Linked DNA regions of Homo sapiens: region 2 is linked to region 1. A link is an interaction called in ENCODE POLR2A ChIA-PET data of the cell type or tissue named here. Cell type or tissue: Caco-2. All regions are shown on one strand. Each heading gives the region's core, and the rest is flanking DNA. Links, peaks and the distances in the headings are about the cores only.

Region 1 (15,414 bases), core at 5,204-7,703:
AAAAAAAAAAAAGGTATTTGAGTTCTTTCCTCAATCCATATACATCTAAAATAAAGTTATAGCATATAGGCAACTTTACATTCTAGTCTTCCTTGAAACAGTGTCATAAGTATTTTTCACTGTTAGCATGTGTTTGCTCATTGGTTTAGCAAACATTTGTTGCTGCTGTGAGCTAATCCTGCTGGGTCTGAGGATAAAAGGGTGAAAGACCATTCTGGTCCTCCTGGAGCTCACTAGTAGGAGAGACATAAGTTGACAGTGACAGCTCAGTATGATAGGGCAAGAAGAGAAGGGGATGAGGCTGGGTGTGGTGGCTCATCCCTGTAATCCTAGCACTTTGGGAGGCCGAGGCAGATTACTTGAGGCCAGCAGTTCAAGAAAGCCTGTGCAACACAGAGACCCCGTGTCTATTAAAAAAAAAAAAAAAGGGATGAGAGAACTCAGAGTAGGTACTGCTCCTAGATGGGGCCAAGGGGCCTTCCCAGAAGTGATACCAAGCTAAGACTTGGAGGGAATGCCAGCCCAAAAAGGGGAAAGGAGAAGCTGTTCCATGTGAGGAAAAAACAGCACAGAAATGAGAAAGAACTTGGTAGATACAGGAGTGCAGAATTATTCAGCATGGCTGGGGGAGTGGTGAGAGGCAAGGCCAGGTCACAGATAACCTGTGTGTCACAGCAAGAAATTTGGTGTCAGGGAGAGAACATAAGAAGAAGCAAGCGGATTGATGCTGGGTGAGAATTAGGTTTGTTCTGGGTGTGCTGAGTGCCTCAGACTTCATGGGACAGCTAAATGACAGAGTTTAGTAGGCATTTCATGTTCTGATGTTTGGAAGAGAAGGCAGTGCTAGAGGTAAGGACTTAGGACAGTGGCCTCTTGGTGAAACCCTGGGCATAGACCACCCAGAGACTGGGTAAAGTGAAAAAAAGGTCAGGACAGATCCCCCATGGAGTCAGGGGGTATGTAGAGAAGGGAAGAATCTGGCCAGACTGAGGAGGAAGGTTGAGGAAGATGAGAGAAGAAAGCAGAGAGAGAAATGTGTCCTTAGAACTTGGGATAGAAGAATTTTAAGGAGTGGTTATTTCTCCTTGCTCCTGAGAAAGAAAGTTCGAGGTAAGGATGTGTTTGAGTCAGGAGGGGCTTGAATTAATTGGATCAGTGCCAGTATTTTCAGTGGAATGGCTCAGTAGCAATTTTACAGTATGTTGGAGCATAAAAGAAATAAGGAAGTAGAATTTATGGGCAACCATATACAAAATAAATTTATGAAAGGATGCCATCTTTAAAATAGGTGTAGACATTCATATGCTTCCTCCCTGCATGCCAGTGGATCTGGGTTTCAGCACTTGCTCTAGAAACCACTGATTAAGTCTGAAGTTTTTTGGGATGCAGATTCTTGGGCCCCAACCTAGAATTTCTGGTTGTGACACTTGAGAATTTTTATATTTGAGAATTCAACAGGTGATTCTTATTTTTCCTAAGGTGTGAAAACCACTGATCTAATGTTGCTCAGTCATTTTCCTTTTCACCTCATAAAATATTCAAACTACAGAAAAGTTGGGAGGATAGCACAATAAACACTCATATTCCCTTCACCTGTAGTCACTAACTTTTTTTGTTTTCATATTTGTTTTTTTCTTTTCTTTTGAGACAAGGTGACACTCTGTCACTCAGGCTATAGTGCAGTAGCGCAATAATGGCTCACTGCAGCCTCAAACTCCTGGGCACAAGTGATCCCCCCACCTCAGCCTCCCCAGTAGCTGGGATAACAGGTACATGCCACCATGTCCAGCTAATTTTTAAATTTTTTTGTAGAGACAGAGTCTCCTATATTCCCCAGGCTGTTCTTGAACTCCTGAACTCAAGCAATCCAGCCACCTTGGCTTCCCAAAGTGCTGGGATTACAGGCGTTGGCCAGATCTGGCCACCAATTGTTAACATTTTGTCACTTTTTTTCTTTTTCTTTCTTTTTTTTTTTTTTTTTTGAGATGGAGTCTTGCTCTGTCACCCAGGTTGGAGTGCAGTGGTGCGAGATCTCAGCTCACTGCAATCTCCGCCTCCCGGGTTCAAGTGGTTCTCCTGCCTCAGCCTCCTGAGTAGCTGGGGTTACAGGTGCACGTCACCACATCCAGCTAATTTTTGTATTTTTAGTAGAGACAGGTTTTCACTATGTTGGTCAGGCGGGTCTCAAACCCCTGAACTTGTGATCCGCCCACCTCAGCCTCCCAGAGTGCTGGGATTATCGGCGTGAGCCACCACATTCAGCCTTTCCCCTCTTTCTTTTGCCGAATTATTTGAAAGTAGGTGCAAATTTCATGCTGTTTTATTCCTAGATACTACAGCATGCTAATAATAAGGCATTCTCCTGAACAGCCATAATGTCTTTTTTTTTTTTTTTTTTTTTTTTTTTTTTTTGAGACAGAGTCTTGCTCTGTTTCCCAGGCTGGAGTGCAATGGTGCGATCTCCACTCACTGCAAGCTCTGCCTCCCAGGTTCACACCATTCTCCTGCCTCAGCCTCCTGAGTAGCTGGGACTACAGGCGCCCGCCACCACGCCTGGCTAATTTTTTGTATTTTTAGTAGAGACGGGGTTTCACCGTGTTAGCCAGGATGGTCTCCATCTCCTGACCTCGTGATGCACCCACCTCGGCCTCCCAAAGTGCTGGGATTACAGGTGTGAGCCACCACGCCCTGCCCATAATGTCATTTTCAAACTAAGAAAATTAACAGTTCTCCAACATGATCCAGTAATCAGCCCATGTTCAAGTTTCCCCATCTGATTTTTTTTTTTTTTTTTTTTTGAGACGGAGTCTCGCTCTGTCACCCAGGCTGGAGTGCAGTGGCACGATCTCGGCTCACTGCAAGCTCCACCTCCTGGGTTCAAGCCATTCTCCTGCCTCAGCCTCCCGAATAGCCGGGACTACAGGTGCCCGCCACCATGCCCGGCTAATTTTTTGTATTTTTAGTAGAGACAGTGTTTCACCATGTTAGCCTGAATGGTCTCAATCTCCTGACTTCGTGATCGGCCTGCCTCGGCCTCCCAAAGTGCTGGGATTACAGGTGTGAGCCACCATGTCCGGCCCCCATTTGATATTTAAAACAAAAGTTTTTATCTTTTTTCTTTCAATTTAAGACCCAGGAAGATTCACATTTTGTATTTGATGTGTGTCTTCAGTGGGCCTTTTGTTTTATTTTTCATGACATCAACTTGTTTTGTTCAATGTTAAATTAAATCTAACACTGATTAAATTAGTGCTGCGATGATTACATTAGTAGGCACTTGATGAGGTTATCCCTTTTATTGCTGATGTCAATTTAATCACTTGTTCAAGGTGCTAACTATCAGATTAAGCACACTCATCCCTTGGTATTGTGGGGCATTGGCTCCAAGAGCCCCAGAGGAAACCAAAATCCATGCATCCGCAAGTCCCATAAAATCTTGTCATATTTGCATGTAATCTACTCACATCCTCCAATATACTTATTTATTATTATTTTTTTAGTAGAGACAAGTGTCTTACCATGTTGTTCAAGCTGGTCTCCAACTCCTAGGCTCAAGTGATCCTCCTGCCTGGGCCTACCAAAGTGCTGGGATTACAGCCTGGCCAAAACTAGGGTCCATATACCTTTTTTTTTGGTGTTTTTTTTTTTTTTTCCCCCTGAGGCAGTCTTGCTATGTCACCCATGCTGGAGTGCAGTGGCACAATCTCACTGCAGCATCAAGCTCCTCAACCTCCTGGGTTCAAGCTATCCTCCCACCTCAGCCTCCCGAGTAGCTGGGACTGTAGGGTCACACCAGCACACCCAGCTAATTTTTGTATTTTTTGCAGAGATGGGGTTTTGCCATGTTGCCTAGGCTGGTCTCAAACTCGTGAGCTCAAGCCATCTGCCCACCTCAGCCTCCCAAAGTGCTGGGATTACTGGCCTGAGCCACCATGGTTGGCCATAGAGCTTTTTTTATCCCCTGATTTCCTGTCCGTGTCATTATGTTTTCCTTTTTCACTCAGAACCATGATTTCCTGACTGCAATGGTCTGTGAACATTTTTCCCCTTACAATAAATATAATACATACTCACCAGATAAAAATGTAAATACTGATGAGGAAAAATTGTAACTAACATTTTCGGGGCTCTTGTGGGTTAGGGACTTTATACTAACTCATTGAAGACAGACAGTAGCCTGAGAGAAGGTAGGGTTTGGGTTATCCTCATTTTGCCGGTGAGGAAAATGAAGCTTGAAGTTAGACTAACTTAGAGTCTTAAGCTAATAAATGGCAGAGTTGGTTTTCAAACCAGAAATAACTTGTTTATAGTACCCTTCCAAAGCCTTTTCTATACACAAATATATATAAGAATGGGATCATATTGTGACCATCTTTCCATGTCAATAAATGGACTTCAACAGCATTCTTTTTAATCCAGTGTCCTTTTGTTTCCTCTTCTCCCGGCCTTGTCCCCAGGATCGACGAGAACGTGCTAGGAGCCCAGCTGGACGTTGAGGCCGCCCATTCAGAGATCCTCAAGTACTTCCAGTCTGTCACCTCCAACCGGTGGCTCATGGTCAAAATCTTCCTCATCCTCATTGTCTTCTTCATCATCTTTGTGGTCTTCCTTGCTTGAACCCTCTCTACTCTGAGGCACTCTGTTGGGGTTTGGGACCCTCCTGGGAAGGCAAGTGGCCAGTGCTGCCACTGAGCCTGTGCAGGGTACTTGGGAGAAAGGCCCTGTTTCCCTGGAACTGCTAAGAATGACCACTGCCCCTGATCCCCCACCCCTTGCCTCTGGCCACCCTGTCCTCCCCCCACCACCCTCAGGCCTATGAAACACACAGGGTTCTAGATTTGAACTCTGCTGTGAAGTGACTGGAAGGGAGCAGAGGCCAGCTGGGGGCCAGTGGGGGAGGTTGTTTCCACTAGGAGATTTTTATAAACCCTCTCCAGCCTCTCCCAAAGGAAGCGTTGGCAGCAAAGGGAGATGATGCCCTTACCCACCTTCCTGTGAGTGAAGAGAGGAAGCAGCCCCAGGGACCAATTTTCCCAATTGACCTCTTTCTTCCTCTTTCACCATGTGAGGCAGGGAGCCCTGAGCCCTTCAGCTGCCTGCACAACCCCTGACATTGGCTGCTGGTGACTCAATCTGCCAAATGTGCTGCAGCTCGTTTTCTCCCAATTACAGCAAGACTGTCAGCCTCACTAGCCATGTCATCATTTCTGGGTGGGAGCGTCGAAGGGCCTAGGCAGCGAGTGGAGAGAGCCCACTGCCCAGTACCAGAACTGAAAGGGTTGGGCTAATGGCTCTGCCAGGTATCACTGCTGACACAGGCTATTTTGGGCTCTGACACACAGCTGCCTCTAGGCAGGGGAGAACCAAGTGTTGCAACACTTCATTAGCGTGGAAACTTCCTTTCACACAGGGGAGCAGGATCCCAGAGGGGGTCCCTGATTGGGGGCAACTTCCAGGACTATCTCAAGCAGTGTTTGGACCTGTTTCATCTGTATCCTCCAACTATTTGGCCGTAATTCTTCCTTGAGCTAAGCGAGGCAGAAGCTCTGCCTGCTTCCAGGAGTGGAAGGTGAAGAATTTGTTCCCAACTCCAGTTGAGGCTTTTGATTCCCTCCAAGCACTTCACCAAATCAAAGCCAGTCACAGAGAATGGAGACACCTGCCCAGAATACCCACCGTCCAGGGAGATTAGTGTGCTTTGTTCTTCCTGACCGAGACTCACAACCACATTCTGAGGTCACTCGAGTGCCCCTGTCTCATACATTCCAAAGGAAGTTGAAGCTATAGAGACAACAGTCAGGGGCTGGTGGTGGTGCTTTTGGGGGTCTAGGAGAGCCCAAGGCCCTGATATTTTAAAATGTCCTCCTCGGCATCTCCAGCAAGTTGCCACTGCTGGTGAGCTTCACTGTCTGCCCCGTTGACACGATGGGTTTCTAGTAGGGGACGCCATTGATGGAAGGTCTGTGAAGACAATGCTCGCCAAACCCCTGACAGATGTCGTATCATTTGACTCAGCAACTCAGGGCGGGGCGGGGTGGGGGAAATTCATAACACAAATTCATTTATTTCACAAATATATGTTGAGTTTTTACCATGTGCCAGGCATAGTACCTGCCGAGTCAAGCCCTCGAGGAAAAAAAGCCCTTAATTAGTCAACGTTCGAGCTCACATTCTAATTCTCAACTTCGTGATTTGTTAATCCATCTTATAGGCGAAGAAAGCGAGGTATAGACAAGGAGCCGAGCTGAAACACTGGCTAGATTCCGGTAGGGGTCTGAGCCATCACTCCCACCTGGAGGCGCGGTCTCCATTCCTCTGAAGCCCTTTGTGCGGCCCCCTTCCTCACTGAGTTCTGGGCTGCGGCGGCAGCACTGTGCTCTAGCACTAACTCTGAAGCTGCCAGGGCAGCGTCAGCGGACAGATGAAAAGGTGCGGGGACATGCTGGCTGCCAGCCGGGGTTCCGCAAGTTCAGGTCTTGGGCGGGGCGTGGAGGGCCAGGCCCCGCCCCTCGAACGACGGCCTTAAGTGTGCGCACGCGCAGGGGGCCGCGCTTTCTCCGGGCGGCGGCACCGCCCACAGCCTGGGACGTCAGCGGCGCGCGACGTGCTTTGCTGTATAAATGCGGTGGCGCCCGGCGTAGGGACACTTCGGTCCTGAGCGCTTGGGAGTTAGGTTGTTTGCCGGCGTAGCGGCCAGCGCCTGAGCCCGCCCTTGATCTTCGCTGTGGCATGGCGGACGAGGGGAAGTCGTACAGCGGTAAGTGCTGGTCTTCGGGTCGGGAACTGGCTATCTGGGGCGCGGGTGGGCGGCGCCGGCCTAGGCCTCAGCCCCCGGGGCGTGAGGCCGCTAGGGGCCCGGCGTCCGCGGGGAGCGGCGCGCGGGGGGCCGGGCACTCGAGGTGGACACCCGAGTTGTTGACTCCTGGATTCCTGCTGGCATCCTGGTGTTGGGGGACCTGCGGCTCGGAGCGGATGGCTCGGGGGTAGGGTGACGGGATTCCTTTGAACTTTGTGGGTGGTTGATGCCTGTCAGTTAGGTTTGGCGGCCTGACTCTTCCTTTAATGTGAGTGAGTGCCCTGCTCGTGGGCTGCCCTGATGCCCTATTTTTTACTGCGTCCAGTCGGTCTTGAACTCTCGGGCCTGGGCTTTGGCTTAATATTCGAGACTTACACATCAACTGGATATTCTAGTCTGAACACTACACTGGGTGTTAGTTCTTTGTAGTAAGTTAGGAGTGCGTGGTGGAGGTTGAAACCGTGAATTTAAAACTCTCGTTTTCCACCCCCTTAATGTGGAATAACAACAGCATTTCTTAAGAGTGTGTGTGGGGAGGGGAAATGAGATCATTCCTATCAAGTGCCTGAAGCATAGTGGCCGGCACTGGAGAAAGTTCTCAGTGAATGTTAGCTGCGCCTTCTATGTTCTTTTTTCCTAGGGTCATTTGTTGAGATTCATTGTTTACAGAGTGCTGGGTATTAGGCAGACCTCTTTTGGGAGTTAGGGACCTTTTTTAAGACGCCAGTCCTACACAGCATGAATCAGAAGGTCATCTTCCTGGAGAGCATTCCAGGGTCCCTGGTTAAGCACCCTAGCCTGGCACTGCCACTAGAGCCTGAGTCTAGAATTTGTCTCCTGAGTTAAAGGACATTTCTGGCCATGGAAACGAAGAGCTCCTCACAAAACTTCAAAGTGGCAGTTTGAGAACAAGGAGAATTTTTAGAGGATCCTTAAACTGGTCATATTTGTAACTGGCGTCTGCACTGTATAGACAAAGTACTGAGTGGCAGATTTCAGGTGGCTTTCAGAGGTCTGATTTGTGTTCAGTTACACTTTTGGGTCTCACATTTCTACATCCTGCTTCTCTCTAATTCCAGTTTCTACTTCATTTTTCAAAAGCCCTACACAGTTTTCCAGTAACTTTTCCCTGATGCTGCCCTCCCACAGAGAGGGTTCTTTCCTGTGGATAGGGAGCGGAGTTTGCATGGAGATGGCCTCTGTCGTTAGTATGTATCTCTTCCAATAGTTCAGAGTACTAGAAGCTATGATTGCCACACCAAACCGGACCAGTTACTTACTTCTAATTTGTGTTCCTGTTTCTAACTCTAGAACACGATGATGAACGCGTTAATTTCCCTCAAAGAAAGAAGAAAGGCCGGGGTCCCTTCCGGTGGAAATATGGTGAAGGAAACCGTAGGTCTGGAAGAGGCGGTTCTGGTATTCGGTCTTCCCGCCTTGAGGAAGATGATGGAGATGTGGCAATGAGTGATGCCCAGGATGGTCCCCGAGTACGATAGTGAGTGACCAGTTGGTCTGGTTTGAATTTAGTGGCTCATGAGATTATATGGCCCTTTTACTGTCCATGTCATTTCCTTTCCCACCTGTTAGAGTGAGAAATGCCAGGACTAGCTTAGTGATTAAACAGTCTTAGTTGTAGTCCCACTAACAGTGCAGGAAGGCCTTTGAGAAGACTTTCCTAGCATTTGTGGTCATTTTATTCTCTGCTTACCCACAGCAACCCCTATACCACCCGACCTAACCGTCGGGGTGATACTTGGCATGATCGAGATCGCATTCATGTTACTGTGCGGAGAGACAGAGCTCCTCCAGAGAGAGGAGGGGCTGGCACCAGCCAGGATGGGACCTCAAAGAACTGGTTCAAGATTACAGTGAGTACTTTGAGAAAGTAGATGGTACAGTAGAGATAGGAGGCCACGCTGAGAGTGGAGATGTTTAATTTTATTCCACAAAAATTATTATTATTATTTTTTTTAAATGGAGTCTTGCTCTGTCACCCAGGCTGGAGTACAGTGGCGTGATCTCGGCTCACTGCAGCCTCCGCCTCCCGGGTTCAAGCTATTCTGCCTCAGTCTCCCGAGTAGCTGGGACTACAGACACCCACCACCACGCCCGGCTAATTTTTGTATTTTTAGTAGAGACGGGGTTTCACTGTATTGGCCAGGCTGGTCTCGAACTCCTGACGTCATGATCTGCCCGCCTTGGCCCCCCAAAGTGCTGGGATTATAGGCATGAGCCACCGCACCCAGCCCAAAAATTCTCCTTGTCATCTGATTACTCCACACTCAAGTATCTATCTTTTCTCCTAGGAATCAGTATCTTCCAACACCTTAGAGCAGGTTCAGAGAAGGGGTGGAAGAGAAATATGAAAATTTTGGTTGGGGGAGGGAGTAATTCCTCTGGATGTCTTCATTTGGCTCAGGCTGAGTGTGGGGCTTGGAGTCCCTGGAGTGCCCTGGAGTTCTCTGAGGGGCAGGCAAGGTGTAAATAATATCTTGGAACTTTTAGAATAAATAAAATTGATTTTTTTTTGAGAGATTATAAGTGTAAATGGGCTGGGTACAGTGGCTCATGCCTGTAATCCCAGCACTTTGAGAGGCCGAGGTGGAGGATCACTTGAGGCTGGGAGTTCAAGACCAGTCTGGGAAATACAGCAAGACCCCTTCTCTACAGAAAATTTTAAAATTAGCCGGGCATGGTAGTACATGCCTGTAGTCCTAGCTACTCCAGAAAGCTGAGACAGGAGGATCGCTTGAGCCTAGGAAATGAAGGCTGCAGTGAGCTATGATCGCACCACTGCACTCCAGCCTGAGTGACAGAGTGAGGCCCTGTTACTAAGAAAAAATAGTAAGTGTAAGTAGACAGAAAGGAGTTAAAGAATCTATGTGTATCTCAAGTAGAAAACCTAGTACTGGTCCTTTCTTTAGATAGTCTTTAAAAGTTTGGTAGAAGGTATAAAAGGCATTGTATTGGGTCTGCTATTCAGCCTTACTTATCATTCCCTTCTTTTCTCTTTCTCTCATTTCTAGATTCCTTATGGCAGAAAGTATGACAAGGCATGGCTCCTGAGCATGATTCAGAGCAAGTGCAGTGTGCCCTTCACCCCTATTGAGGTAAGACAAGGCCTGAGTGGCTGGCTGGCCAGGCACCAGGGATGGTGAAGGGGCAAGCTGGACTCCCAGCGTAATGCCCCTCCCCAAGGGCTCTGGACTCCCAGTGTAATGCTCCTGTTTCCTCTTGTAGTTTCACTATGAGAATACACGGGCCCAGTTCTTCGTTGAAGACGCCAGTACTGCCTCTGCATTGAAGGCTGTCAACTATAAGATTTTGGATCGGGAGAACCGAAGGGTGTGTTTAAAGGGCCTGGCTTGGCTGGAGGTGGAGGTTGGTGCTCAGAGCAGGGACTGGGTCTTGTTCTTGCGGCTTAGGCTTCCCTAGAGTTTTCTGTGCCCTCTGTGTCTTCCCTCCAGATATCTATCATCATCAACTCTTCTGCTCCACCCCACACTATACTGAATGAACTGAAGCCAGAACAAGTAGAACAGCTAAAGGTGAGGCAGGCTCAAATTAGATGTTTCCAACCCAGTCTTACTACTTCTCACACCCCCACCCCCCACACACAAACCCAGTGACCACTAAACCCTTCTTTTTCCTCTAGCTGATCATGAGCAAACGATACGATGGCTCCCAACAAGCCCTTGACCTCAAAGGCCTCCGTTCAGACCCAGGTATGGTTGACAGCAGTAGTTCTCAGATAGGTGGTGATAAGGTGGGATCTGTCAGGGAGGGAAAGTTTGAGGATGTTTTACTGCTAATGCTGGCATGGGCAAACCCTCTCAGTCTTCCCTTTCCTTCCCTTCTGCTTCCTGAAGATTTGGTGGCCCAGAACATTGACGTTGTCCTGAATCGCAGAAGCTGTATGGCAGCTACCCTGAGGATCATTGAAGAGAACATCCCTGAGGTAAGGCCTTTGGCCCAGTATTAGGCATGAGGAAGCAGGGTGTGTTAGATAGGAAGTGGCTGGAGGGCAGATTCGTCTCTGATCCACTTGCTGGTGGTGCCTCCTCTAAACTCTTCTCTCCTCACAGCTATTGTCCTTGAACTTGAGCAACAACAGGCTGTACAGGCTGGATGACATGTCTAGCATTGTTCAGAAGGCACCCAACCTGAAGATCCTAAACCTTTCTGGAAATGAAGTGAGAATTGATAGCTCGGCTATATTTTTGAAGGGGTGGGTAGAGGGTGTAGAGAGTTTGTCCAGTGATGGCAAGAGGCAAGAGAGAGAACTCAGGCCAGATGTGCTGGTTTGCAACTCTAATCCTAACACTTTGGGAGGCCAAGGCAGGAGGATCACTTAAGGCTAGGAGTTTGCACGCCTCTAGTCCAAGCTGCCCCAGGGGGCTGAGGTGGGAGGATTGCTTGAGCTCAGGAGTTCAAGGCTGCAGTGAGTTATGATTGTGCCGTTGCATTCTAGCCTGAGCAACCTGTCTCAAAAAAATTTTTTTAATTTAAAAAATAAATTAGTCGAGCATGATGTCACATGCCTGTAGTCCTAGCTACCCAGGAGTCTGAGGTGGGAGGATCTCTTGAGTCCAGGAGTTTGAGGCTGCAGTGAACTATGATCATGCCACGGCACTGAACTTGGGTGACAGAGTGAGACCCTGTCCCAAAAAAAAAAAAAAAAGAAAAAATTTTAAAAGATTAGAAAAGATCTCAGAGCTAAGCGTAGGGACTGGGGGTATGGGGAGCCAGCTGGCTGTCTTCACCAGGGTCTCCTCCCTTTGTTCCTTCCACCCTTTGCAGTTGAAGTCTGAGCGGGAATTGGACAAGATAAAGGGGCTGAAGCTAGAAGAGCTCTGGCTCGATGGAAACTCCCTGTGTGACACCTTCCGAGACCAGTCCACCTACATCAGGTCAGTTGTAGCCTGTGTCTCCCCTCCTGGGGACCTTCACCCCCTGGGAGGCTGAGCTAATGCATCCTGACCAGGGCCCGTCTGCGGAGATGTGCAGCCCTGAGCTGGAACCACCTGTCCTTTGAGAGGATCGCGTGCTCCCCACTTTGGTCTGTCTGTGTCTTCCAGCTTTGTCCTGAGATGTTCTCTCTTCTCTTCTGACTTGACTATCTGTTTGCTGGGTCTGTGGCCTTTCTCTTTCTTCCTGAACACAACCTTTTCTAGAATCTCCCTACCCTGTTGTTCCAGGAAAGGCATCTCCCCTTTCTACTCTAACCAGAGGGTATCTTGTACATACCCTATAGATGGGGTTGCCTTGTGCCAAGAGCCTGGTGTCCATGGGTTGAGGAAGCCCTCCCTACCTGGGACTTCCTACTGAGATGGGCCTTCCCTCCTTTGTACTGTGATGGCCCCTCTTGCCCTTGCGCCAAGAGGGACCCTTTTCTCAGGATCCACTTGCCCAGGGCTGTTGCTGTCCATGCTGAGGTTGAGGCCTCCTAGGGGCTGGTGGCATGCAATCTGTCTCTCTTGCCCAGTGCTATGAGCTGGGCTCTCCCTGAAGAAGAAACCTGGGTTCCCCAAGATGTGACCAGAGCTGGGGCCCCGCCAGCAGGCGAGGGAATCCCAAGGCAGGTGCTGGGCGTGGAGGCCACGGGGGCATAGGCTACCAAGGAGACAGAGAACTGACCCCCTCGGGGGCGCTGCCTCTCCCTCACTCACACACTGCACGTCACCCTGTTTGGCCCCGGTGGATGGCTGGTTAGCCAGAGACGGGTAAGATTCCTCAGGGAAGGAACAACCTAAGACAGGCACAGTCGCAGAGGGGCCATCAGGAGAGAACTTGGGGGCAACAGAGGTGGGGCATGGACCCTCACCCCCACAATCCTACAGGGGCCTGAACCCTCACACCTTCTGAGGGAGGTCTCCTGCCCCCATGGCTGCTTTGCTTCCCACGCCCAGTTCAGATCGGGACCCAGGTAGCAGACAGAGACCTGGCCAACAGCAAGTGCCCACTCACCACAGCAAGGATTTGTTTCTCATTTCTACCTTGGACCACAGGGATGGGGCAGCTGAAAGAAAGGGCTGTGTCAGGGTGTCTTTCTCCCTTTTCTCCCTCATTTTTCTAGATGCTTTTTTGCCTTGTAGTTCTTTCTCTTTTTCTTTGCTTTCTCTTTCCTTTTTCTGTCTGTCTCCTATACCTCCCCATCTCTCCCTTGCCCCTGCCCCATCTTGCCTTTTTCTCTTTTTCCTCCTTTTCCTTTCTTATTCCTTTGCCTCTCCTCTTCCTGAGCCCCACCTGCTCATCTCCCTGCCCCAACATCCTGTGCCATCCCTGTGGTGTGTTTGGGTCTTGGCCAAAGCCAGACCTGGCAGAACTGATGGATACCTGGTGAGGCAGCGGAGCCCCTGGGCTCCCACCCCATTCCCTCCTCCCGGGGCTGCACAGGTGAGTAGGTGGAAGGTAAGGGGGGCAGGGAGGGGAAAGAGGTCCTGGGCTTAAAGCCTGGGCTTGGAGTACTGCTCCTTGACACTCAGGGTCAGGCAGAGAGAAAAGAGACAGCCTTCAAGGCAGTCCATGTCTGGGTGCCCCGGGTCAGGTGGGGAGTGGGGGCCATTTTTCCCTGAGCACAGGCTGGGAGGGAGTGGAGGGATGAGCAGGATGGGATGGGCTGTCCCTCGGGTTTGGTATATTTGCTCCTAGAGCAGCCCAGGAGGCACGGTGGCTCTGAAGCATCACTCACTTCTGTCCCGTTCTTGACAGCGCCATTCGCGAACGATTTCCCAAGTTACTACGCCTGGTAAGTCCATAATTTTTTCATTCTAACAAGCACAGCATCTCTCACTCACAAGGATTCCTGGATAGGTTTCTTTTTCTTTTTCTTTTTCTTTTTTTTTTTTTTATTTGAGACGGAGTTTCACTCGTCGCCCAGGCTGGAGTGCAACAGCATGATTTCAGCTCACCGCAACCTCTGCCTCCCAGGTTCAAGCGATTCTCCTGCCTCAGCCTCCTGAGCCCAAGTAGCTGGGATTACAGGCATGTGCTACCACACCTGGCTAATTTTTGTATTTTTAGTAGAGACAGGGTTTCACCATGTTCGCCAGGCTGGCCTTGAATTCCTGACCTCAGGTGATCCACCTACCTCGGCCTCCCAAAGTGCTGGGATTACAGACGTGAGCCACTCGCACCAGGCCCTTTTTTTTTTTTTTTTTGGATGGAGTCTTGCTCTGTTACCCAGAGTGCAGTGGTGCAATCTTGACTCACTGCACCGTTTGCCTCCTGGGTTCAAGTGATTCTCCTGCCTCAGCCTCCTGAGTAGCTGGGATTACAGGCATGTGCCACAATGCCCGGCTAATTTCTTTGTGTATTTTTAGTAGAGATGGGGGTTTCATCTTGTTGGCCAGGATGGTCTTGAACTCCTGACCTCAACTAATCCATCCACCTTGGCCTCCCAGTGTGCTGGGATTACAGGTGTGAGCCACTGCGCCCAGCCTGGATCCCTGGATACTTTTCATGATGCGTTTACACTTGACTTCTGACCCTTCTCTCTTAGTTCTTCAGTCTACTTATGCACCCAGCCTTTTTCTCTCTGGTTTAAACTGTCAACTTTCTTTTTTGTTTGTTTTGTTTTTTGAGACAGGGTCTGGCTCTGTCATCCAGGCTGGAGTGCAGTGGCACAATCGTAGCTTACTGCAACCTTCGCCTGCCAGGCTCAAGTGATCCTCCCACTTCAGCCTCCCAAGTAGCTAGGACTCCAGGCACGCACCACCATGCCCAGCTAATTTTTGTATTTTTTTTGGTAGAGATGGGTTTTGCCACGTTGTCCAGCCAGGCTGGTCTCAAACTCCTGAGCTCAAGCCATCTGCCTGCCTCGGCCTCCCAAAGTTCTGGGATCACAGGTGTGAGCCACTGGGCCCAGTCTACACTGTCAACTTTTACTTCCTTTCCACAGGATGGCCATGAGCTACCCCCACCAATTGCCTTTGATGTTGAAGCCCCCACGACGTTACCGCCCTGCAAGGTAGGAAGCATGGACAGAGTAAGAACTTGTGTGTGGAGAGAATACTGCTTCCATGTTCCTAATACCTGTTTGATTTCAGGGAAGCTATTTTGGAACAGAAAACTTGAAGAGTCTGGTCTTGCACTTCCTGCAACAGTAAGTATCCCAGGGTCCCCCCTCCCCACCCCGAGGTTGAGGGGGAATGGTGGGCAGACCCAGGCACACATCAATCTTTTTGTTTTGTTTTTTGTTTTGTTTTTTTTTTTTTTTTTGGACAGTGTCTCACTGTGTCACCCAGGCTGGAGTGCAATGGTGTGATCTTGGCTCACTGCAACCTCTGCCTCCCAGGGTTCAAGTGATTCTCCTGCCTCAGCCTCCCCAGTAGCTGGGACTACAGGTGTGTGCCACTGCACCTGGCTAATTTTTGTATTTTTCGTACAGATGGGATTTCACTATGTTGGCCAGGCTGGTCTCCAACTCCTGACCTCATGATCCACCTGCCTCTTCCTCCCAAAGTGTTGGGATTAGAGGCGTGAGCCACCGCACCTAGCCATTTTTTTTGTATTTTTAGTAGAGACAGGGTTTCGCCATGTTGCCCAGGCTGGTCTTGAACTCCTGGGCTCAAGCTATTCACCCATCTCAGCCTCCCAAAGTGCTGGGATTACAG
Region 2 (13,992 bases), core at 481-2,980, 210 kb before region 1:
ATTGTGACAGAGGTATGCCTGGGCAAACCCTCTCCCTCCACTTACCCACGTACCCCCATACCCTGCACCGCTGGTGGGCAGCAGAGGAGGCTGGGGTCTGGTGTTCCCAGGAACTGAGGACAGGTCACTGGGCAGGCAAAGAGGAAGGACCTGAGTGCAGAAGCTCATGCACCAAGACCCTTGGCTTCTTCCCACTCAGAGTCCAAGCAGTGCTTCAACAAACTGCTACTGAGGGCCTGTTCTGTGACGGGCACAGAGCTAAGCTCTGGGAATACAAAAATGCACCATGCCTGCTCCCAGGGGGTCTACAGCCCGGTGGAGATAGCACCCATTAAGGAAAACACCACACAAATAAGTGTAAAATTGCAACTTCAAAGTGACCTTGCACTATGACCGACCTCTGGGGTGGGTGTGAGAGTGAGGGCGTGGGGAATGGGTGTTGAAGGAATCCTCCCTACAGAAATGCCCCTGGAACTGAGATATAAACATCAGTCAAGGGCCAAACAGGCAGTGAGGGAAAGGAGGAAAAGTCCGTCTTGTGCAAAGACCCCAAGGTGGGAGGGCTGTGGAGGAGGGACCGCACAGAGGGGAGGCTTGAAACACTCCACAGCAGACCCAGAAAATGTCTCATCCACACACACACAGTCACTCATGGGTTCACCTCTCATTCCCACAGCCCTTCACTGATTCATTGACTCTCTCACCTGCCACCTCGGGGAAATCCAGAGTTAAATCAGACTCTTCAATGAACTGACAGGCCAGTCAGGAGCCTATGATAGGATGAAGATGAGAAATTGGGGATTGGCATGTATTGGGCGTCACTAACTGACAGGCACATTTGGGGGCTTTGTAGACACTGTCTTGTTTGATTCCAACGTGATGCTCCGTTGAAGGTGATTTCTATCTCCCCTTACAGAATTTTTAAAAATAAAAAACCTAAGACCCAGAGAAAGGAAATGATTGTCCAGTGCCACATGGCTGGTCAGTTTCAGAACTGGAATTTACAGCTAAAGCCCATAAGAAGTACAGGGAGACAAATGTTTACGGGGGTCCAAATGAGGGAGAAACTGTTGGATTCAAGGGAGGCTTCATGGAGGAGGTGGCGTCTGAGCAGTGAGCAGAGACCAGTGTTTTCATCCTCCCTTGGGTACCATGAACCCCTCAAGGGCAGGAGCCTGTTTTGCCTCATGAGAAGAGATGCGTTCGTTGCAAAGCCCTTACCTGGTGCCAAGCACTATACATCTGTGGGTTCCTGGAGGCCCAGGAGATGTAATCTCTTTAAGAGAAGTATTATCTCCAGTTCACAGATGAGGAAACTGAGGCTCAGCTTGATTCCATGACCTTCCCATGTTATACACGGCTAGAACCTGGCAGAGGCAGGATTTGAATTTAGGGCTATGTTCAGAGTCTGTGTGATTGTTATTCATTTGTTTAACAAATATTTTTATATAAAGTGCTTACTATGTGGTAGGCATTGTTCTAAGAGCTTCACAGATATTAACACTTTTAACCTTCCTGAACACACTGTAAGATAGTTTGTATTGTAATTCTCTCTCTCAGATGGGGAAACTGAAGCACAGAGAGGTTAAGTAGCTTGCTCGAGGTCACACAGCTAATAAGTGGCAGATTCAGGACCCAAACACACACACCTGCCCTCCACACCATGACATTTGCTGCTCTCATATACCTAGATTATATCTCCTCCCTGTCATGTTTGCTACTTTCTCCCCCCAGCACCAAGCATAATGCCTGAAACCCATCAAGTATCCATTTATTGACACCCAGTGCATAATACTGAGGACATAAAGTCGAAGAGCCGCTAGCCCTGCGTTCCCTCCAGGAGCACACCACCAGCGAGACGCAGACCCGCTCTCAAGGATCATGGGCAGTTTGGTGGAATACACACGTTTCCCAAGGCAGGGATTTTCTGCTGCTTTGTTTACTACTCTTATCTGCAGCAGCTAGAATAGTGCCTGGTACAGAGGAGGTGTTCTGTGGAATGAATGAATATGCGCTTTGTACACTCAGAGTGCTCTGAGGCCCAGGGGAGGGTTATCTAACCAGCCTGGAGTGAGGATTGAGGCGGGCTTGCTGGAGTCAGTAATGCCCACACTGGGCATGGAGAGGTAGGAGTTAGTGAGCAGCGCACTCCAGGCAAAAGGAAGGATGGTGGGGGAGAAGGGTCAAACGCAAAGACACAGAGGCAAGAAGAAAGGCCGGGCGCAGTAGCTCATGCCTGTAATCCCAGCACTTTGGGAGGTGAGAGTTAGTGAGCAGTGAACCCCAGGCAAAAGGAAGAGTGGCGGGGAAGGAGGGTCAAATGCAAAGGCACAGAAGCAAGAAGAAAGGCCGGGTGCAGTGGCTCACACCTGTAATCCCAGCTACTTTGGGAGGCCAAGGCAGGCAGATCACCTGAGGTCAGGAGTTTGAGACCAGCCTGGCCAATATGGTGAAACCCTGTCTCTACTAAAAACATAAAAATTAGCAAGGTGTGGTGGTGCACACCTGTAGTCCCAGCTACTCAAGTGGCTGAGACAGGAGAATTGCTTGAACCTAGGAGGCGGAGGTTGCAGTGAGCCAAGATCACACCACTGCACTCCAGCCTGGGCACAGAGCAAGACAACCCCATCTCAAAAAAAAAAAAAAAGAAAAAGAGAGCAAAAAGTCAAGATTGCAGTTTCCAGGGGAAGGCTGGAGGAGTGAGCAGTAGGATATGGAGGTCCCCAGACATGGAGCTAGAGAGGACAGCAAGAGGGCCCAGCTTGGATGCTACAGAGGTAAAGGTGTGGCCTTTGTCCTAAGGGCAATGGGGAGCCAGTGACTGTGGTGGTGTTAAGCAGGAGAGTGACACCACAGGTCACCTTCGAAGGCTCGTCACTCTGACTGCCCCTTAGAGGGTAGTTTGTGGAGTGTTTTAGTCCAGCAGCAGGGAGACCCGTTAGCAAGCTGCACAGGGATCCAGGACAAAGACGACAGATAGAAGGGACAGTCAGAATAGATACCAGGAAGGCCAGGAAGTTGGAGTCTCTGGGACCTGGTAACTGAATGCAACTGAATGATGCAGGGAGTGAGGGACAGGGAGGGAGTCAAAGATGCCTCAATAGCCATAAGTAAGTTTCCAAATGTACAGGTGACTTGCCGTGCACCTGAGACCTGGGAAGACAAAGAGGAGTAAAACCCACCGCCCATGTCCTCCAAAAACACAGAACCTAGCCAAAGAAACAAAAATCTCACAGAGAACAATTAAATCACCATCACAATAACATTTACTGCATGCTCACACTGTGCCAGATGGTTCTAAGCACTTCGGCCACATAAACTCATTTCATCTTCACAATAACCCTCTAAGGTTAGCACCTTTCTTATCCCATTTCACAGATGAGGAAACTGAGGGACAGGTCATTGGCCCAAGGCCTCACGTTTCATACAGGATGGAGTGGGGAGTCAAAGTCAGGAGTCAGGCTCCAGAGCCTATGCTCCTCAGGAATGCACAACCCCCAACCCACAATCCGTGAGGCTGACTGTGCACCCTGCTGCCCAGGGACATCACAGATCCTCCTTCCCTGCCTTTAGTAGCTTCTCCAGGGCAGAGACTGTGCCTCTCTCACCCACCCTGTCATCACAGGACTAGATGCATGGCAAGTGCTCAATCAACACTGAATGAAGGACTTGCCCCCTCAGAGCCTGGCGGGAGAGACAGACGGGAGGGATGTAGACACCGCTCACTGCTGGGAAGTGGCTTCCTTTCCAGAAAACCCCTCGAGAAGCCTCTAGAAAGGCCAGACGGAGAGAGAGGTTGCAGGTCTTGTACCCAGTCAAGCATCAGTTCACGCTTGAGCCAGTTCCCAGTCACCATTTCAGCAGCTGAGATAGTGTGAACCGCCATCCCAGCAGGACGCCGGGGGTCACCAGGCCTCAGGGCACCGCACCCTTCTCTGGGTCAGGTCTGGCCCAGGCATTCATCAGGTGCCAGATCCCTAGAACTCTCAGCTGTGAGAGCACTTAGGAAGTGTCCCTGCCCGGCCATTAATGCATTAGTGGCTGGACCCAGCCAGCCACACTGGTACCAGCACAGCAAGGGCAGAACCCTTTCATCTTTCTGTTTGTGGTTCAGCCATAACAAGTCCAGTTCCATGTGCTTGGGTCAGGTTCTGGTGCCCCTCAGCTAGAGAAGAGCAGTAGCTGGACCTTACCTAGAAGTAGGTCTCTGACACAGAGGCGGGAAACCGATGCGTTGGCTCCAGGTGAAGAGGGTGGTAATGAGGAAGGCAGGGTATTTGGTGAAGAGCGAGATCAGTCCAGGTGACACCTGTTAGTAGAAGCAAGGGGCCATCTCGCAAACAGTGTGGGATCGTGAACCAGAGCTCACAACCTGCCTCTGCCAATGATCAGGAATATCATGATCCCTAGAAGTCTCGGATTCCTCATCCGTAAAAAGGGCTAAGAAAGCAAGTGTGAGGGTGAACGGGGATAACGCAAGCACAGTACTGAGCCCAGGGCCTGGCACACAGCATTCCATCTTCATGTTAGCTGCACTCCTTGCTGGTGCCATGCTTTTTTGCTGTTGTTGTTAATAGGGATGTCTGAGAACTAGAGGGTTTGTCCCCATCACAAGAGAGGGGGATCCCCTGGTAAAAAGGGGAGCCAGCTCTCACAGTTGTTTCTAGCTCACCCAGGCCCTGACTTTGCCTCCCTCCTCAGCCTGGCCCTCCTCTTCTGCTCAGATCCAGCTCCTCCCCCACAGTCAGCAACCTGGCAAGTGACCTCGCCACTCCAGCTTCAGTCCCCTCATCTGTAGAATGGGGATTTTAAGGAGGGTCCCTCTTGGAGGGGGCAAGAGGGCTGGAGGGCTGAGCTGGTGGAGTGCACAAGCCCAGCACTGGGTCTGGACAGGAGTGGAGGCGGTCTCCCTCCCCCTTCTGATCCCCTAAGCTTTCCTGGCAGGGGTGACCACAAATTCCTTTCTCTTGGTGCAGCAGAGAAGGTCAGGATTTTTCAGAATGAGCTTTACTAGGACATTAAGAGGAAACAAAGGCCTTTAAGTCTAGAAAGCATGGGAACACGAATTCTGGACTCTGGGCTCCCTGGAGAGGCACGTACCCCATAGTCCCCACCACTGAACCTCAGCTTGTGGGCCTCAGGGCCTGGGCCTGGCCATGGATGAGCAAGACCCATCTCTCTAAGGGCCCTGGGCTTCGTCTCTGGGCCTTGAGCCTCCCTGCCTTGTCTCCAGGGCTGCAAGAAGCCCGTCCCCCACCCTCTCCAGGGTGGAAGACTGCTCCAAGGAGGCCCCAGGTCAGCTGCTGGAGAAGCAGAGAGGCTGCCCAGTGAGGCCTCTTGTGAGCAGACTTCCACCCTGGGAGGGTCCCCTGCCGGGTCTCTGGTCAGCCGCCTCTGACCCTCCTTCATCCCAATCCCCAGTCCCCAGTTGCCCATCTCTCATCTCCAGCAGCACTTCTGCTTCACACCCCCATTTGCCCACCCTCAGCCCTGCCGGGGGCTCATCCTCCTCCATCTCTTTCCTCGCCTCCAATCTGACTCCTGGGAAAAGGCCTGAGAGCCCCACCCAAACCACTTTTCAAGCCAGCCTGATCCCTATTGACAGCCCTGACCGAGAAAGCCCCTGATTATGTGCGCAGGAGGAGGTGGGACCTTCCTGTGAGCTCTCCAGGATCAGGAACTCACCAGTGAGCACCCACTGTACGCAGGGACCTGGGCTGGTGTTTGCATCCCTTCTCTCGTGACCCTGCAAATCAGGCACTATTGTCCCCATTTTACAGAGGAATACACCGGGCTCAGATCCAGAAGGTGGCCTTCCCAGACATGATGGTGGGTCAAGCTTTTACAGAAGACGGGGGGTGTTGGGAGGTCCTGACTACAGAATCCATGCCCTTTCTACTGCATGAGCTGTCCCTGTGAGCACAGGCCTTACAATGACTTAATGGCATTAATAGTGACAATAATAATAAGACAGCTATTGTGAATTGAGTGCCTATTGTTTTCCAGGTATAAGTGCTGGGTGCTTTTCATTCCTATGTCATTCACAAGCCTGAGAAGCAGGTACTAGGTACCTGTGGGTACTGATGAAGAGGCTGAGCCACACGGAGGTTAAGTAATTGGCCCCAGAACACATAGCTCCTAAGTGGCAGAGCTGGAAACTGATGTCTTTTTGACTGTCCCCAAGATACCTGGCTCATCCTCTCTGGTCCTTTTGCCCCAGCACAGGTTCCTCTAGGGATCCAGGAATGCACATGGGCAGCAGCAATTCTCCCCTAAGCTAGACCTGACCTAGCTCCAAAAGGCCCCTGAACTAAGGCAGGCTGTTTCCTGGTTCAGCCAGCTCCCCGCACACACAGCAGGGCCCCATCCTGCTGATCATGGTCCTGATCACAAATGGCTCGTCCTGACTCTCTACAGCCCACTTTCTGCCTCATGCTCTGCAGGGGCCACCTAGCCTCACTTCTTGCTGCTCACACTTTGGATATGATGTCAGAGCAGCTTATCTGGCTCTGACCTTGACTGCCTCCTTGACCACAATCCCAGCCTATGCTGGGCTATGCTGTCTTACAGTGGCTCACAGTAACAGCTCCCGTGTATGGTGCCTTTCCTTCAGCAGCCCAGGCCTCAGAGCACGGCACGCAGGGAGGCATCAAGGAGCTGTGCTCAGGGCCAAGGGTAGCATCTTGGGTCCAGCAGACCTGAGTTTGAGTCTCTTTCTTGAAATGAATTAAGCTATGCTTGAGCAAGCCACTTACCCTCTGAGCCTCAGGTTCTTTGTCTATAAAAAGAGATAACAATAGTACCTACTTTATAAGGTTATTACGCCATTAATTGCAAAGCTTTCTCCTGAGCATCGTGCTTTTCTCTTTCTTCCCCACCACCTTCCTGATGCATCAGCCCATACAGAAAGGCATGGCAGTGAGTTTCCTACCCTTTCCTTCCAGAACCCAGCTCCCTTGGGGCTCGGCTACATTCCAAGAAAGGAAAAAGATGGTCAAGAACACTGAACTAGGCCAGGCGCAGTGGCTTATGCCTGTAATCCCAGCATTTTGGGAGGCTGAGGCAGGTGGATCACCTGAGGTCAGGAGTTTGAGACCAGCCTAGTCCAACATGGTGAAACCTCGTCTCTACTAAAAATACAAAAATTAGCCAGGCATGGTGGTGGGTGCCTGTAGTCCCAGCTACTCCGGAGGCTGAGACAGGAGAATCGCATGAACCTGGGAGGCAGAGGTTGCAGTGAGCCGAGATCGCACCACTGTACTCCAGCCTGGGAGACAGAGTAAGAAAAAAAGGAACACTGAACTAGAATACTGGGAGCAAGAACATTATGTGGAATTGCCAAAAGTTGATGAGACGGATCAGCCAAGGTCATGCCGAGGACTAAACAGAACCACCAGGAGGTTGAGTAACTGGCTCTGTTCAACCAACAAGTTGCCTTTCTTCCCTCTCTGGGCTTCCTCAGTAAAATAAGGATAATTAAATCCAAGGACTCCAAGTGGCACAGCCTATGCATGGAGACACAGTCCAGGGAAACACAAGTCACACTCAACACTTTGAGTAATAATCAAGACATCTGCTATAGGTTTTCTTAACAGGGCCTCCTCAGGGTCTTGGTACAGAAAGCATGCCAAAATTCTCCCAGCCCTGTTCACTCATTAATTATTTGTTGAGGAAACATTAACATATACTATGTAGCAACTATTCTGCTAGCTATTAGAGATAAAACCTCAAGGCTGGGCGCGGTGGCTCACGCCTGTAATCCCAGCACTTTGGGAGGCCTAGGCGGGAGGATCATGAGGTCAGGAGGTCAAAACCATGCTAGCTAACATGGTGAAATCTTGTCTCTACTAAAAAAAAAAAAAATTAGCCAGGCATGGTGGCGCATGCCTATAATCCCAGCTACTCAGGAGGCTGATGCAGGAGAATCACTTGAACCTGGGAGGTAGAGGTTACAGTGAGCTGAGATTGCACCACTGTACTCCAGCCTGAGTAACAGAGCAAGACTCTGTCTCAAAAAAAAAAAAAAAAAAAAAAAAAAAAAACTCAAATGAGACATTCTCAGTCCTCAGCAAGATTACAGAATACAGGACAGCAAACAAGTGAATAAGCAGTTAGAATGCCATGTAATAGGTGCCCTATTGGAGGTAAGAACAAGAAAGGGAAATGAGGAGCACCTTACCTACCCTGGGCGGCTAGACACTCTTATCCATTTATCGAACTGACAAACACTTATTGACCACCTGTTTGTGCCAGACGACCATAAAAGAAGTTCCTGGCTCTCCAAAAAGACGATATTGACATGAGTTTCAAAGGACTGCCAACACTACTAGAATAAGGGGATCATAACCAGCACCAAAGCAAAGAGAAATGCAATAGCATGGAGCTTCTGTAGTGTAACCTGATGGAATCCAAGGACTTGCATGGCTCAGACTACCATGGAGACACAGTCAAGGGAAACACAAGTCACACTCTTGACACCCTGAGTAATAATCAAGACATCTAGCCTAAGTTTTCTTAAAAGGGCCTTCTTAGGGTCTTTGCACAGAAAGCATGCCAAAATTCTCTCTAAATACCTTCCTCTCTCCCAGAAATTCCAGGATGCCTTTAAAAATCTCTCCCATTTGCTCCACATCTGGTTCCCTCATTGCCATGCTTGTCTAGTCCCAATCCTCTTCCAATCACCCCTTATAAAGCCAGCAGTTCCTTCAAATATTCAGGAATCGTGCCGTATATTAGTTTCCTAGGGCTACCATAACAAAGCACAACAAATTGGGTGGCTCAGAACAACAGATTTTATTGTCTCACAGATCTGGAGTCTAGAAATCCAAACTCAAGGTGTTGGTGTGTCCTCTCCAAAGGCTCTAGGGAAGAATCCTTCCTTGCCTCTGCCAGCTTCTGGTGGTTGCCGGAAACCCTTGGCATTCCCCAGCTTGTAGACGCATCAGTCCAATCTCTGCCTCTGTGGATCATAACATCCCCATGTGTCTCTCTCTTGTCTTCTTATAAGAACACGAGTCATAGTGAATTAAGAACCCACTCTACCTCAGTATAATCTCCTCATATTATAACTTAGCTAATTACATCTACAACAACTCTATTTCCAAATGAGGTCGTATTCTGATCCACGAAGAGTTAAAACTTCAATGTATTTTTTGGAGGGACACAAGTCAACCCATAACAGTTGCAGATCTCAGATCTGAGTTTCAGTCTCTGTCTTGAAATGAACCAAGCCATGCTTGGGCAAGCCACTTACCCTGTGAGATCAGATTCTTTGTCTATAAAAAGAAATAACACGAGTACCTACTTTATAAGGTTATTATGGCATTATTTGCAAAGCTTTCTCCTGATCTTCAGGGAAGATTTGTGTTGGTCTTCAGGGAAAACAGATTTGTGTTGATCTTTAGGGAAGCCATGGCCATATTTTTCTCATCAGTTCTGATGTGCTTCATTAACCATGAAATCTCTGGGAGCAATTTAGAGTGCAATTGAAGTTCAATTTTTTAAAAATATTTAACCACAAATCACTCTTCCTTCCAAGCTTCTAAATGTCATTGAAGGATGATAATCCTCCAGTAGACAATTTTTCCATAGTAGGTTTCCCAGTCTGACTGTGAAGAAAAAACACTTCTCTCCTGCTCACTGGCGTGTGGTTATATCCTCAGCACATACAGCCTAGACACTATCCATATTGACATGCACTCATTCTGGTGAAATGAGGCACATAGCATTTGGAGTGTGGGCCCTATGACCTCTCATGTAGACACTGGCAGATCTCTAACTTCTAAGGCTCTCAATCCCTCTGTTCTTTCTGTGGAATGTTCACACATTCAATTCCACAAGTATTGAGTGCCTAGTATGTATCGGATACTGTTCTTGATAATGAAAGTACAGTAGTAAACAAAACAGACTAAAAGCCTTATCTTCATCAGGCTGATATTCTTGGGAGAGAAACATGCAATAAACCAAAAAGATGGAAAATCATTCAGCATTCTGATGGTATAAGCACTACTGAGAAAATTAAGTAGGGTAGAGAGGTATAGGCTGCTGGGAGTTATAATTGTAAATAGGGAGGTCTCACTGAGAAGATAACATTTGAGCAAAGATCTGAAGGAGGTGCAAGTCAAGTAGCTATCTGGGAGAACATTCTAGAAAAAGAGAACAACATACACCAAGACTCTGAGGTAGGAGCATGCTTGAAATGTTTATGGAGCAGCAAGGCGAACAATTCAACGAGAGTGGAGTATGTGAGGGAGAGGGCAGTAGCAGGTAAGAGCAGAGAGGTGACAGGGATAAAGATGTTGGCTGATTTTCCAGGGCCTCGTAAGCCATTGTAAGGATTCAGGCATGTTCTAAACAGGTCTCAAAAGTTTATTCCAGGAATGATATTTTCTGTAAATTGCTCAATTTTCTGGTAGAAACCAGCTCATGACAGTTATTCTAAAGCCTACATGATCACAAGTATCATGGTAGAAACCAAGATCCAGCAGATCTGGTCTCAGATGGTGGAGCAGGACAGCAGCCTGAAACCTTCCAAGCAGGTCTGACAATTGACCTTCTCATGATCCAAACAGATTATTGATTTCTTAAGGCACTAATTATCATGGAGGTTGGGATAAAAATCTAATTTCCATTTGCAACTTCTTATGGGATGTATCAGGATAGGCTAGGTTATTATAACAACAATAATTCATGGCTCGAAAAATATTGAAGTGTTTCTCTTTCTCATGTAACAGTTCCAAGGTGAGTAGCATTTTAGGCCAATGGGTGGTTCTGCTTCACAGAGTCATTCAGGGACCCAGACTGACAGCAACTCTCCAGAGTTGTTCTAGTTGTCACCATTCCCACCAACAGGAGGGGAAGAAAGCATGCAAGTCCAGACTAGGGAATCCCTCTTAAGCAAATGAGGTGGAAGTAACATACATCTCTTCTACTCACATTCCATTGTCAAGAACTACATGGCCCCACTCAGTACAAGGTCATCAGGGAAATGTGCTATTTACTATGGAAGAAGGGGTGAATGAATTTAGGTGAACAGTAGGTCTCTCCTTTAGATTTTCCTAAAGGGACTTTACACAGCATGCCACAAAGTACCAGAAGTCTCTCTAGATGGCCCCTTGCACATTCCTCCACCTCACACCCCCTTGCTTCTTCCTTTACCTTTGTCCCTCCTCCATCTCCTCCCAACACACATACCATGCAGGCCCCCTTCCCAACTAAAACGGACCACCAGGCTTGCTGGCCATGCTGGGCCACTCTGAGACAGCTGTAGGACCCGGAGATTCCATCCACCACCATTCTCCCTCACTTCCAACTGAGGAAAGTGAGAAAGAGCTCCCTGGAATGTTTGGTTCTTCACCTTTTGGAATGTTTTGCTTCCAAAACATTCTTGTGAGGCATTTCTATTGAATTAAATTCTCCACTTCATCGCACAAGTAATTCAGATGGCTGGAGCAAAGGGTGCATGTTGGGGATTAGCAGATTAGACCAGACAGGTAGGCAGGGGCCAGAGCATGGAGGGCCTCATAAACCCATGTTAATGGGGCATTATCTTTACCGAAAGGGCAAGGAGAAGCCAGTGAGCACTTTAGGCAAGACAGGCACCTGATTTGAGTGGCGTTTTAGCCCTTCAGGTTATCAGGGAAAGAATGGCTAGGAAGGGATGAGGCCGAAGTCCAGTAGACCTGTCAAGAGGTTGCTGCAGCAGCCTCATCTGGGCCTCAGGTTCTTTATCTGTAAAATAGCATGATATTAGCACCTACATAATAAGGTTATTGTGAAGATTAAAGTTAAAACATGGAAAGAGCTTAGAACAGTGCCCAGTACCTAGAACACCCTCAATAAATATCAGTTGTCATTATTAATCTAAGTGCAAGATGATGAGGCCTACACTAAGGCAGTAGTATTGGAAATAGAAGAATCCAGATTCAAGAAATATCAAAAAGCTAGAATCTTGAAGATCAAGTGATTGTGGAGTAGGAGAGGGAGGAAGGAATCAAGAGGGTTATCAGCATGATCTCATTTATATATGGTATCTTTAAAAAAAAGTCCAATTCACAGAAGTAGAGAGTAGAATGATGGTTACCAAAAGCTCGGGGGGAAGGGGCTGGGGAAAGGAATGGGGAGTTACTGATCAAAGGGTACAAAGTTTCAGCTAGATGGGTGGAATACGTTTTGAGATCTGTTTCACAGCATGATGGCTACAGTCAAGAATAATGATGTATTGTTTATTTCACCATAACTAGAAGGGTGACTTTCAAAAGTATCACCACAAAAAATGTCAAGTAAATGAAGTGATGTTAATTAGCTTGATTTAATCACTTCACATTGCATACATATATCAAAACACCACATTGTTTTCATATATGTAATATAATTATGATTTGCCAATTAAAAATGATATAATTTTTTTTAAATAAAAATAAAAAAGAGGCTGGATGTGGTGACTCACATCTGTAATTCCAGTATTTTGGGAGGCCAAGACAGGCAGATCACTTGAGGCCAGGAGTTAGAGACCAGCCTGGGCAACATAGTGAGCTCCTGTCTATATACAAAATCCAAAATTAGCCAGGTGTGGTCATGCACACCTGTAGTCCCAGTTACTTAGGAGGATGGCTTTAGCCCAGGAGACTGAGGCTTCATTGAGCCATGATCATGCCACTGTAGTCAGCCTGGGTGACAGAGTGAGACCCTGTCTCAAAAAAAAATTAATTTAATTAATTAATTAATTAAAAAGAGAAGGTTACCAGTCCCTGAGATTGGGACTTTAATGAGAAGTGGGGTGATAAGTCCCATTGAATCTGGGATGTGCCTGTGACTCTATCCAGGCAGAGTTCTCAAGTGGGACCACTGAATCTACTCCTCTGTGGGTCAGAAGATAGGTTGGGCTGGAGTTGTAGATTTGGAATCTTCAGTATAAAATAGGAATTGAAGCCGCAGGAACAGATGGCATCGCCTGGGGAAAGTGGAGAGAGAGGAGGATTCAGGAAGAGCCCTGGGAAAGCTTCAAGGACTAGGCAGAGAGAAACGAGCTGTGAAGGAGACGAGGAGTGCAGAACAGCAGGAAGCCTGACGGAGGGCGAGATCAGCAGCATCCACATCTGCCAGAGGGCAAGCCAGGCCAGGATTAGGGACGTTCCATTGTGCGCCGTAAAAATGAAACTTCAGTGACCTTGATAAGCACAGATTCAGTGGATGGGTTGGGGGCAGAAGTGAGACATGAAAAGGAGATGAGGATGGAGTGACAGCAAGTACAGCTCCTCGTTCAAAGGATTTGGCTTTGAAGGGAAGAGAGAAATGGAGTGAATGAGGAAAGGAAAGAGGTTTTAAGATGGAGAGATTTGGACACACCTAAATACTGATGAGGAGGAGCAGAGAGAGAGAGAGACTGGATCTGCAGGATGAAGAGAGGTGGCAAGGATAGAGGAACGTCCCTGTAGAGGAGAGAAGGCAAGGTCAAGGGGGTACGCAGAGGGACTGGCCTGGGCTATGTGAGGGGCAGGGAGGAGGCAAACAGGGAAGCAGGCAACTTGGAGAGGAGGAAGCAGTTGAGGCCAGACCTGGATGTGGTAGCTGAGTGGACTTTGAGAGCCATATGACAGGCCACACATGCCTGAGGGATGCAGGTCAGGGGCCGAAGAGCCACAGACAAACCCAAGGAGCTCCGAGCCGGGCTGAAAAAGGAAACGGTCCTTGGGAGGTAGGGGCAAAGTCAGGGCGCTGGGAGAGGAAGCCCACATGTATGAGGCCACAGGCTGAGCATGGCTGAGCAGGCTGTCTACACTGAGTTAGGCTAGCCCTACCTTTCTCTTGTGCAGTGGGACTTGGTGTGCAACTCCAACAAACTGAAGGAGATGGCCCAGTCTATCTTCATGGCAGGTATACTGATTGGAGGGCTCGTGCTTGGAGACCTGTCTGACAGGTGAGACATGGGGGCACAGCCCATGGAAGCATGACCCATGGGGACAACCCTTCCCTACTCTGCTCCACCCGTGC

The links. Peaks named below come from ENCODE experiments on the same cell type or tissue, not always from the same donor. Only the 100,000 strongest peaks of a DNase experiment are listed, where the experiment ranks them.
Region 2: POLR2A ChIA-PET joins it to region 1 with 5 read pairs; 2 of 35 experiments call an interaction of 5 or more read pairs at or near these places.

The regions. Positions count from the first base shown.
Region 1 is chr11:62,796,672-62,812,085 of GRCh38, reverse strand. It overlaps NXF1 (nuclear RNA export factor 1), which reads left to right and starts at 6,646. Exons shown (of 21, transcript NM_006362.5): 1 at 6,646-6,757; 2 at 8,108-8,294; 3 at 8,514-8,667; 4 at 9,826-9,909; 5 at 10,040-10,144; 6 at 10,267-10,347; 7 at 10,455-10,524; 8 at 10,669-10,757; 9 at 10,885-10,992; 10 at 11,600-11,709; 11 at 13,511-13,547; 12 at 14,700-14,768; 13 at 14,848-14,903. The coding sequence starts at 6,730. It overlaps STX5 (syntaxin 5), which reads left to right. Exons shown (of 11, transcript NM_003164.5): 11 at 4,458-5,226. The coding sequence ends at 4,617. RefSeq lists enhancers at 6,128-6,177, 6,198-6,387, 6,354-6,853. In Caco-2, for the core only: no CTCF peak of the experiment used is centred there; DNase peaks (open chromatin) are centred at 6,565 and 6,979; H3K4me3 peaks cover 2,191 bases.
Region 2 is chr11:63,000,646-63,014,637 of GRCh38, reverse strand. It overlaps SLC22A8 (solute carrier family 22 member 8), which reads left to right. Exons shown (of 11, transcript NM_004254.4): 2 at 1-12; 3 at 13,815-13,918. Among named protein-coding and RNA genes, the nearest start is that of SLC22A8, 8.2 kb to the left of the region's middle. In Caco-2, for the core only: no CTCF peak of the experiment used is centred there; no DNase peak of the experiment used is centred there.